Linked DNA regions of Homo sapiens: regions 2, 3 and 4 are each linked to region 1. The links are chromatin loops, found by intact Hi-C in ENCODE. Cell type or tissue: Calu3. All regions are shown on one strand. Region 1 overlaps LINC02942 (long intergenic non-protein coding RNA 2942). Region 2 overlaps LOC124904498 (a long non-coding RNA gene). Region 3 has its middle 4.1 kb from the start of C4BPB. Region 4 overlaps LINC02942 (long intergenic non-protein coding RNA 2942).

Region 1 (2,500 bases):
TGTTACATCATAATTTACCGAGTTACTTTTGGTAAATGAGAACTAAGTGCTTTGGATTTTGAACTCCTGTAACAGTCTTTGCAGCTGAACTAGGTAGGCAGGTCATTTTCAGGCCTTTCCCAAAACTCATCTTCTTGTAGTAAAAATCAGCATATTTATTATTATTATATTATTATTCAAGTATTATTTCCCATGAATTATAATTATGTACATAAACAGCTTATCTTTTACTGCCTTTTTTCAGAGACATAACACCAGGCTGAGTGTGGCTTTTGGCTGATTGAAAACCATGCAAGCATTCTTCAGGTCTGATGGAATCTTGCTGTCTGTGTATGTTCCCACTTGCAGCCACATGCTCCTGCATGCTTTTCAGTGCTTCAGGCACCACATTTCCCTCTTTTAACAGACCAGAATGGCACCAAAGTGTGACTCATTAGGTGACTTAGGTAAATCAGGAAAAACAAAAAGGAATGTCCCACTCAAATATTGTCTGAGTAATTTTGTCAGGCCTGTCTGTATTCTTGAGGTTTTTTTTTTTTTTTTTCCGTATTTCTCTTTCCCCCTCAGGCTTTAGAACTTTTGGAAGGAAATGTAACTTTCCTCATCAATTTTGTTTTGTTTGTTTTTTAATTTCATCCTTCTGTTGGCAGTCCAAATTCATAACTGAAGCCACACCTTGTCCTAAGTAGGCAGTGCTGCTCAGGATGGCTTTCTCTCACGCTGTGATTTCCTGACTCGAGTGGATCTCACACTCAGACTTATCACACTCAAGGTTTGCTTTAAGGGTGACTGAGCCTGCCCACTCTGAACCAAAGTCCTTTTTTTCCATCCCTTATTTGTTTTTTCACTCAAAAATGAATTACTTACATTCCTAGATAACAATCTCTTTTAAGTACAGCTCCTATCCTGTAAGGAAAAGATTAGGGTTCTATTGCTAAATGGCTTCAGAGTTCCACAAGGTTACTTACTCCTTGCATCAGAGCCCCTGATGCTAAAATTGAAGTTTTGAGTGTCCTTTGACTCAGTTGATTCTAGGAACCCTGATTCCACCCTCTTGCCCTGAGCTCTTCCTTAATGCAGAGCTTGGTCTTGACCTGACTTTGCCCCAGGGTGTAGCTGCTACTGGCTATTGGACAGCTGACCTCCAGTTTGGCAGAGGCTGCTGCTAGTTCTCTCTCTTTCCTTTAGTTGTTTCTAGGTGGAATCTGTGACCTTCGGGCTTCTGTCAGTGCAGGTCAACATGTACCATGAGGCCTGCGTCAGGGAGCAAACCACCCTCCCATCCCTGTATCTCATGCCTATCCAGCCTACACCGTGAGCCAGGCATTCCTAGTGCACAGGGCCCCAGGAAAGCCTGGGTAAAGTGCACAATCAATGAAAGGAAGGTAGTTTACATCAATCAATTGCAAAGATATTTATTCCATGTTAGGAATTTTATAAGTATGGTCAAATTGTAGTAATTTACACCAATTTGTGGGAGGCATAATAAATTATTTTATTAATGTTGTTTATTAACAAATTAATTATTTTATTAATGGTATAATAAATTGTTTATTAACTTCCATTTTATTTAAGGAATGTTTAACTACAATTTTTTTAAGTTTTAATACTTTTAAGTATATGCTAATACCATTACTAGGGGATTAAAAAAACTTGGTTTGTGTATATTCCTGGGGATCTACCCTAGTAAACAGATAAAGATGAAGTGCAGGCAGCTTCGCTTCCTTACATATAAATATAAATACAAAAGTGCTTAAAATTCCTTTACCTCTTAAATGAGTTCATTATCACCTGCTGTATTTTTGTTTAACAATTGGCTGTCACATTTTACCATCCAGAAAGCAAAAGTGAAATTTTTATTGTTGTCACAAATTCTGAGAAAACGAACTAGAACCTACATTTATAAGGTATGTGTAAAAGTTCTCTGTAAACCATAAAACATTATATAAATACAAGGTTTTATTTTTGCAGTTTGGTAAGTAATTTTCATTATTCAAATACTTAAATTTTTTTCCTTAAAATTTTTGTTTGTTTGTTTGTTTGTTTTGAGACAGAGTCTCGCTCTGTCGCCCAGGCTGGAGTGCAGTGGCATGATCTCAGCTCACTGCAAGCTCCGCCTTCTGGGTTCACGCCATTCTCCTGCCTCAGCCTCCCGAGTAGCTGGGACTACAGGCGCCCGCCACCAAACCCAGCTAATTTTAGTGTATTTTTAGTGAGACGGGGTTTCACCGTGTTAGCCAGGATGGTCTCGATCTCCTGACCTCGTCATCTGCCCGCCTCAGCCTCCCAAAGTGCTGGGATTACAGGCGTGAGCCACTGCAAATTGTTTTCTATAAATGCAAAACACAGGGTATTGTTGAGGTTGGTACGTAGGGAAGTGCTTGCAGATTCTGAGTTTGTGCAGTTCTTGCAAGTTTTCACAGGGCAATGTCTCTTTATCACAAAACACTTCTCAAATAACTTCAGTTAAAAAAAAGTCTCCTCTGCTGCTGACTTTATG
Region 2 (2,500 bases), 160 kb after region 1:
GATATAGTCTGGATATTTGTCCCCACCCAAATCACGTATTGAATTATAATCTCTGATGTTGGAGATGGGACCTGGAGGGAGGTGACTGAATCATGGAGCCGGATTTCTCAGGCATGGTTTAGCACCATCCACTTGGTAGTGTTCTCATGATAGTGAGTGAGTTTTCATTAGATCTGTCCATTTAAAAGTGCATGGCACCACCCCACCACCACTCTCCCTTTTGCTCCTGCTTTTGCCACGTGACATGTCTTTTCCCCCTTTGCCTTCCACCATGATTGGAAGCTTCCTGAGGCCTCTCCAGAAGCAGATACGCTATGCTTCTTGTACAGCTTGCAGAACCATAAACCAATTAAACCTCTTTTCTTATAAATTACCCAGTCTCAGGTATTTCTTTATAGCAATGAAAGAATGACCTAACATAGTACATATATAAGTACATCATCACATATATAAAACATTTTCATTGTAGACAATAAACATATAAATAATAAAGGAAATTGTCCCTAGTTTGAAGATAACCTTGAATCTATAGAGTGAATAGGGTCACAGACTTTCAGACAGAATTGATAAAGCAAATACATCTACCTAGGATTATTCTGGAAAAAAAAATCTCTGAATTCAGAGGCAGAAAGTTGTACTTTATAGAAGTTTTCGGTTACTAGGTTTATTAGATCTTTTCATGTTCCTTAATAGAAAATACATTCTTCACACTATTCTAAAAACTATATATATACTTTTTTACATTATTTTGCTTTTATAACTTACTGTCTTCTGCTACCCAGTTCCAGAGATTTGAGGTATAAATACGCCATCTAGAAGGCACTTGGAACCTTCACAGCTGACAATAGTTCACATTTCTGAAATACTAAAAATTCAAGCAAGTGTATCAAAATATCAAAGAAAGTTATCACATTGTATTGCTAATGAATATGTACTTTTTCATATATGGTTATTGGAGGGTAAGGTATTTTTTTCTTTTAAACAGCTAAGTGGACTTTGATCAGTTATGGCTATGTCTCCATCTAGTGGTAGGTAAGTACTCTAAGGATTTGCACAGTAAGTGAGGCCATTGTCACACTGAAACAGCTGAGGTGCTGAATACATAGGAATTCTGTGGTTTTTATTGGGTACACATCATCAGGGTCACCACAATTTGTCTTTTTTTTTTCTTTTTGAGACAGAGTTTTGCTCTTGTCACCCAGGCTATAGTAGTGCAATGGTGCAATCTTGGCTCACTGCAACCTCCACCTCCCGGGTTCAAACAATTCTCTTGCTTCAGCCTCCTGAGTAGCTGGGATTACAGGCACCTGCCACCATGTCCAGCTAATTTTTGTATTTTTTTTTTTTTTTTTTTTTTAGTAGAGACGAGGGTTTCACCATGTTGGCCAGGCTGATCTCGAACTCCTGACTTCAGATGATCTGCCCGCCTCGGGCTCCCAAAATGCTGGGATTCGAAGTGCAAGCCACCACACCTGGCCTTGCTTTTAATACAGGATGAAATAATATTTTCTGCTGATGATAACTTGCATTTAAATTCCTACTTGCAAATTTAGTAACATCAAGTTTTTGAGGTATTCACAAAGTCTTTTCAAACATTAACTAAAATTCAAAAGTTTAAATATATATTAAAAAAACTAGTGGCCCTTATTTATGGATTAGTTAGCTACATAGGCCTCTTATCTGTTCTTCCTGAACTTCAGAGCCAAGACTTCTTATCCACACTTATTTATAGCCCTCAGACCTTTTTAAATATGAAGTCCCAGGTATAACATTTATATACCTTTGTGATGACTCTCCATTTACTAACTGAACCTTTTGAGCCTTCATTCTGTCATCTGTAACAATGTCAATAAACACTTCACAAACCTATAATACTTTCTGCATTTATATACATTGTCTCATGTAATCCTTCCCACCACCCCCTGAGGGGGATAGAGAAAGTGTTTACTGTCTCTATCTTATGATGAGGAAGATGTAGTTCAAAGAGATCTTATAACTCATCCAAACTCAATAAACTGACAAATGGCAGAGCTAGAAATTTATATTAGATTTCTTGATTCCAAGTTCAATGTTCTTTGTAAGATTTGCCCCATTTACAACTATGATGATTAAGGGAGCTAATGTTTGTATAAATGCTTAAGTCCAATAGAACCATAATTTATTGTAAAATTACATAATAAAGATAATGAGGTCCCTGAATGTGAGACACTTATGGGGAGATCAGAGAATCCTTCATAAAAGCATATATATCAGGCTGAATTTAGCTGACCCTCAAAATGAAAATTCTCCAGAAATCTGAAGCCTATATAATCTATTAGATATATATTTTTCTATCTTCCCACTCTCTGTGGCCATCTTCTTAAAACATTACTAGGTGAATTATTGCTAAGTTTTCTTACATAAATTAGATGAACAACAAGAAAAAAGCTACATAACTTAACAAACGTATGTCTTAGTAGCAAACAACAACAACAAACCCAAACTAACTGAATGCCTGTAT
Region 3 (2,500 bases), 160 kb before region 1:
ACTCCAGCCTGGATGACAGAGTGAGACTCGCTCTCTCTCTCTTTCTCTGTCTCTCTCGCTCAAAAAGAACAATGTGTTGGATTCTACTTCATAGAGGAAGGTGGCTACTCCAGTTGCAGAAAACATGTTTACACTCTGGCCAGCAGGAAGGAAGAAGGCAACAGGACATACCAGCTTCTTTTAAGGATATTTCCCTTCTCATGTAACCCATAAATATATACACCTACTGTAAAGTTAAAAATTAAAAAAAGAATATTTCCTAGATTTTGCAAGCACACTTATGCTTATACCTCATTGGTCAAAATGTAGTCAAGTGGCTACATACAGCTTTCATGCAGGCTGGAATATTTTTATTCCAAGTGGCTTTGTGCCAGTTATAATTAGGGTTTAGTTACCAAAGAAGGGTTCAATAGCTATTGAAGAAGTAGCAACCTGCCTTAGTAGGTAATTGAAACATTGTAGCAGGTCTGAAGAGCTATAACAAGGTGAGCAGTAGCCTTTGAGGAGTTAGGCTGCCATTGCTTTGTAAGAGAGGAAAAAATTATTTTTCCTTCTACCCTCCTAGGTTCTCTGCCTGGGACTTTGTAAATTAGACTAACAAAACAGATTGACAAAAGAAACCCAAACAATTTATTAATGTGTGAAGCACACCCCACCTGGGAGGAACCTCATGATGAGTAACTCAAAGGGGAGTTAGAGCTTAGATTTATATAGCATCTTAACAAAAGAGCAATAACTTTGTAGAGAAGTGACAAGACAAAGGAAAAAACGTTAAGTTTCTAGGGCTGCAAATTTTGAGAAGGCAAATACCTGAAAGAAACTAATGGAGAAGGTTTGTGTAGGTCTGTCTTGACACTGACTTCTTTGTGGACATAAATCTCCCTCCGGAGAAAGGACTTACAGCAGTCCTCATTCCTCAGAAGTTTCTGCTTAGAGTCATCTAAGAGATACTCCAGGAAGGCTTCTTTCTGCTTCCATTGCATCTCATTTGCCTGCAGTTCAAAATAATCTTTATGCCAAAGAGGCATATTTTAAGGTGACTTATTCTTGTCCCCTAAAACTTAGAGTAACAATGCATCAACTCTGATCTTGCCACAGTGCAGGTCCATCTAAACTCATAATTAAAGCTTATTCTACAGTGTTTCATGCACAATTTGATTTTTACAAATTCTTTTTAAAATTTACATTCCCATGGAATCTGCCTAAGGCTACTTTTTGCAAAGCTTATAGCTTGCAGTGAACGCCAAGAATGAGTTCTCAGAAAATTCCAGCTGAGCGGGGGAGGGAGCAGCTCTTCTGAGGAGAGTCCGCCCCAATATCTGCCCACCATGTATTCATTGAAAGGGCTTGTTACACCACAAACATCCACCAGATGGCTTTTTGAGGTCGGGTTGTGAGACACCTGTGGCCTTGTCAAAGCACTCAAACCGCATTCTCAGGAGGCTGTTTTCAGCGTTCCTTATCACACACTCCACTCCTTGTCCTGTTTTCAGGGTCAAGGAATTATATTCTCATGCACAAATAACATACACACAGTGCCTCAGCATTTTTCCATGCCCCAACCTCAAATGCCTTGTACATAAGTTTGAGTATGTGGCTGTGCGCCCCCCACACTTTTCTGGCCCAGGTTGTTTTGGTCAGGCATTGGGGAAACATCAACCCAACGTGTAAAAAACATTAAAAGAGCAATTTAAATCTTTTCTGAATTCTCTTGACAAAGACCAAAGGGAATCCATTCATGACACCCTGTAGAACTTCTTAAAATAGTCTTTCCTGAATTCTCTTAAAATCTTACACACACTGCAATGTGTGTGCCCCTTTTATAACTTCCCACAACTCTTCCCCCAGATTGGGCATTGCTGACTTTTATATTTCTACTCTTCCTTCCTCACCTCCTGATCTCTTCCTTTAACTACCATCTGCCCATTTCTTTGTGTTTTGTTGTTATTTGTTTTTTTGAAACAGGTTCTTGCTTTGTTGCCTACACTGGAGTGCAGTGGTGCAATTACAGCTCACTGAAGCCTTGATCTCCTGGACTCAGGTGATCCTCCTGTCTCAGCCTCCCAAGTATCTAGGACTACAGGCACATGCCACCATGCCTGTCTAATATATATAAAATTTTATTTTTTATAGAGATGAGGTCTTGCTATGCTGGTCTTGAACTCCTGTGCTCAAGCCATCCACCTGCCTCGGCCTCCCAAAGTGTTGAGATTACAGGTGTGAACCACTATGCCCAGCTTGCCCATTCCATTGTAAAGCAATGAAGCCAGTCTGAGAACAACAGTTTCACCTGATCTATTACCCCAGTTCTCCAGGAAACGATCTGGCATAGATCCAACTATCTTTTAATGTTCAAAGGAATAGAAGAGCCTGCTAACGCTCATTTATTAATTCGCCTAATTTTGGATACAAATAGTAAAATATATAAGCCTGTAATCTTTATTTACTCTTGTGGTGTAAATATTCACCCATCAGGAGCCCCAGGAGGACCCTGTCCTGG
Region 4 (2,500 bases), 58 kb after region 1:
AAACCTGAAACAGTAAGACTAACATTGAATAGCAAAGCAATTTAGTGAAGAAAGAGGTTATGAGAGTGAGACACTCTCAAACCTCCTCTTTCTTTTTATGTTAAGTTCTGGGATACATGTGCAGGATGTGCTGGTTTGTTACATAGGTAAACGTGTGCCATGGTGGTTTGCTGCACCTATCAACCCATCCCCTAGGTATTAAGCCCAGCATGCATCAGCTCTTTTTCCTGATGCTCTCTCCCCATTGCCGCTCCTGCCCCCAAGCACCAGTGTGTGTTATTCCCCTCCCTGTGTCCATGTATTCTCATTGTTCAGCTCCCACTTATAAGTGAGAACATGCAGTCAAACTTCCTGTTTCATTTGGACCTCTCTACAATTCTGTGATAGAGGCAGGGGAAGTGATCAACGCATTCAACAAACTGGAAAAAGCAAAGCACAGATGGGTTTCAGCTCCATTACAGCTGCTATAAAATGAAATCATAGGATTAAGAAAATTTTAAAGTTTCTTTTAAGGCTGTAATTCTATTATTCTTTGGCTTTCCTAAAGTAAGCCTACTAGTTAATGTGAGATCTGGTACCAGAACTCGCATTTCTTGATTCTCAGCTCAGGACTTTGTGCTAGACTGGGAAGTGTTGGGGACATAAGAGAACCTCGTTTCAAAGAAAAATGAAAATCGCAGCTGGGCAGAAATGCCTTCCTTCCTTTTCTATTGGCAGCATTTTAATACAAGCTTAAAATGTCAATAGAACAGCTTTGGCAATGTTTGCTGAAACATACTCATGCCTGAATAATGATTTCCATCTTCACACATTAGTACTTTCGTTCTTCAAACTGTACCCAGTTCCTGCATACTTACTGCTGCTTGATCAGTTGAAACTCTTCCATACTTAAGCCTTTCCTCATGCCAGAAAAACCACAGCTTTCCACCTCTTAGACTTACTTCATTTCTTTTGAGTTGTTTACTCCATTATTACAAAAAGCCAATCATGCTTTGCAAGATAAATATTTACTCTCAGAGTTCCACTCTTCTTTCAGAAGACAAAATAGACACCTTAGAAGGAGAGCAAATAATGCATGTAGAATACTAACAATGGAAGCCACATATTTCTATTTGTGGGCACATAAGTGCATATATGCCTCTGGTGTGCTTTGTGGTTGACTTCTTTAGACTCCAATTTGATCTGAAGTCCAAAGTAGCCTCAGCTCTCTGAAGACACTGGGGCCTTATTTTGTTTGAAGAGACAATGCCATGGCAATGTGGTGCTTGCCTGGTTACAAGGACTTCCACAGAGGCCACATATTCCTGGCAAGATGTTAGCGGGTGCTGAATTTGAAATAACTATAGCATCTCTACAATTTGATCCTGCATGCTTTTATTCTATGAATCTGGTTATATATAGTAAATCCCTATTATGTGAATAAGAGGGAACTATACTTGACTAACTGTTTAGAATGCTAGATAAATTACATTTGCAATAACAGGTCGCTTTTATATGTGCCCAGTCATCTTTTTAACTCATTTCCTGCAGCTTGCTGCCCATGCTCATTTAATTTTACATAAACATGCTCTTTGAGGCTGAAGCAAATCTGACTGATTTTCAATATAAAAATAAAATATAGAAACTGTTCTTGAAGTTATTTCTAAATAGAACTTGTCTCTAATCCTAATGCAACAGAAATGTATATGATGTTATAAGGATTAGAGACAAGAGTATTCTCAGGGCAAATGGGAAATGGGTTAAAAATCTACAACTTCATTATATTTATTAGATTATAAGAACCTTGATGTGTGGAACTTGATCTTATTGCTCTCATCTGGCACCTGGCCTAGAAATTGGTACAGAAGACCTACTACATTGATATGTGATTCACACAGGTGTTGAGAGTACTATGACATACAATAGCAGATTCTGTACTGTGGAAATACTAGAGGCCTCCAAGGTAGTGCTCGGGATTCAGGTTCCTTTACTTACCACTTTGCAACCTGACCAAGTCATTAATTTCCTCCTATCTAAAGTTGTGATATAATAACATCCTCAAAGTGTTACTGTGAAGAATTATTGTGAGGTTAAATGAAATTATGCATGGATGTGCCTAGCACAGTACTTGACACATAATAGGTGCTCAATATGTTAAATCTAAACTTATTGAATTAAAAAGAACATACTGAAGAATGGGCATGAGAAGTTTCATGAGGATGAAAGTGCAATTGAAAGAAGTAAAGGAGAATGGGATTTTGTAGTCTGCATGAAGGAGACCGGCAGTATCTCAGAGGTAAATGAAGACTGAAAGAAAAAAGAAGAGGGCAACCTTGAGTCCCAGTAAGGGGTTGCAGGAATTTTACGGAGTCTAGGAGTTTTCATGCTTGGTTAAACTATTTTCTGTAGGACAAATTAATAGACTAATACTTATGAAAGTATATGGATGCTATTTTGATTAATAAGCAGAATACATTTAAAAGTACTATATTTCTGAATCTGTGTTAGCTTTTTATCATTA

Evidence for each region. Peaks named below come from ENCODE experiments on the same cell type or tissue, not always from the same donor. Only the 100,000 strongest peaks of a DNase experiment are listed, where the experiment ranks them.
Region 2: it touches region 1 in a loop (3-fold over the local background); 26 of 110 quality-filtered maps call a loop at or near these places.
Region 3: it touches region 1 in a loop (4-fold over the local background); 5 of 110 quality-filtered maps call a loop at or near these places.
Region 4: it touches region 1 in a loop (2.7-fold over the local background); 6 of 110 quality-filtered maps call a loop at or near these places.

What each region holds. Positions count from the first base shown.
Region 1 is chr1:207,240,504-207,243,003 of GRCh38, forward strand. All of the region lies in intron 1 of LINC02942 (long intergenic non-protein coding RNA 2942), which reads left to right. The region is part of intron 1 of LOC107985251 (a long non-coding RNA gene); the gene reads right to left. Among named protein-coding and RNA genes, the nearest start is that of LINC02942, 1.6 kb to the left of the region's middle. In Calu3, no CTCF peak of the experiment used is centred here; DNase peaks (open chromatin) are centred at 368 and 1,128.
Region 2 is chr1:207,404,087-207,406,586 of GRCh38, forward strand. All of the region lies in intron 1 of LOC124904498 (a long non-coding RNA gene), which reads right to left. Among named protein-coding and RNA genes, the nearest start is that of CR2, 49 kb to the right of the region's middle. In Calu3, a CTCF peak has its summit at 1,035 (motif pointing left); a DNase peak (open chromatin) is centred at 1,085.
Region 3 is chr1:207,083,510-207,086,009 of GRCh38, forward strand. No RefSeq gene overlaps it. Among named protein-coding and RNA genes, the nearest start is that of C4BPB, 4.1 kb to the right of the region's middle. RefSeq lists an enhancer at 1,444-1,653. In Calu3, a CTCF peak has its summit at 1,362; a DNase peak (open chromatin) is centred at 1,382.
Region 4 is chr1:207,298,032-207,300,531 of GRCh38, forward strand. The region is part of intron 2 of LINC02942 (long intergenic non-protein coding RNA 2942); the gene reads left to right. The region is part of intron 1 of LOC107985251 (a long non-coding RNA gene); the gene reads right to left. Among named protein-coding and RNA genes, the nearest start is that of CD55, 22 kb to the right of the region's middle. In Calu3, no CTCF peak of the experiment used is centred here; no DNase peak of the experiment used is centred here.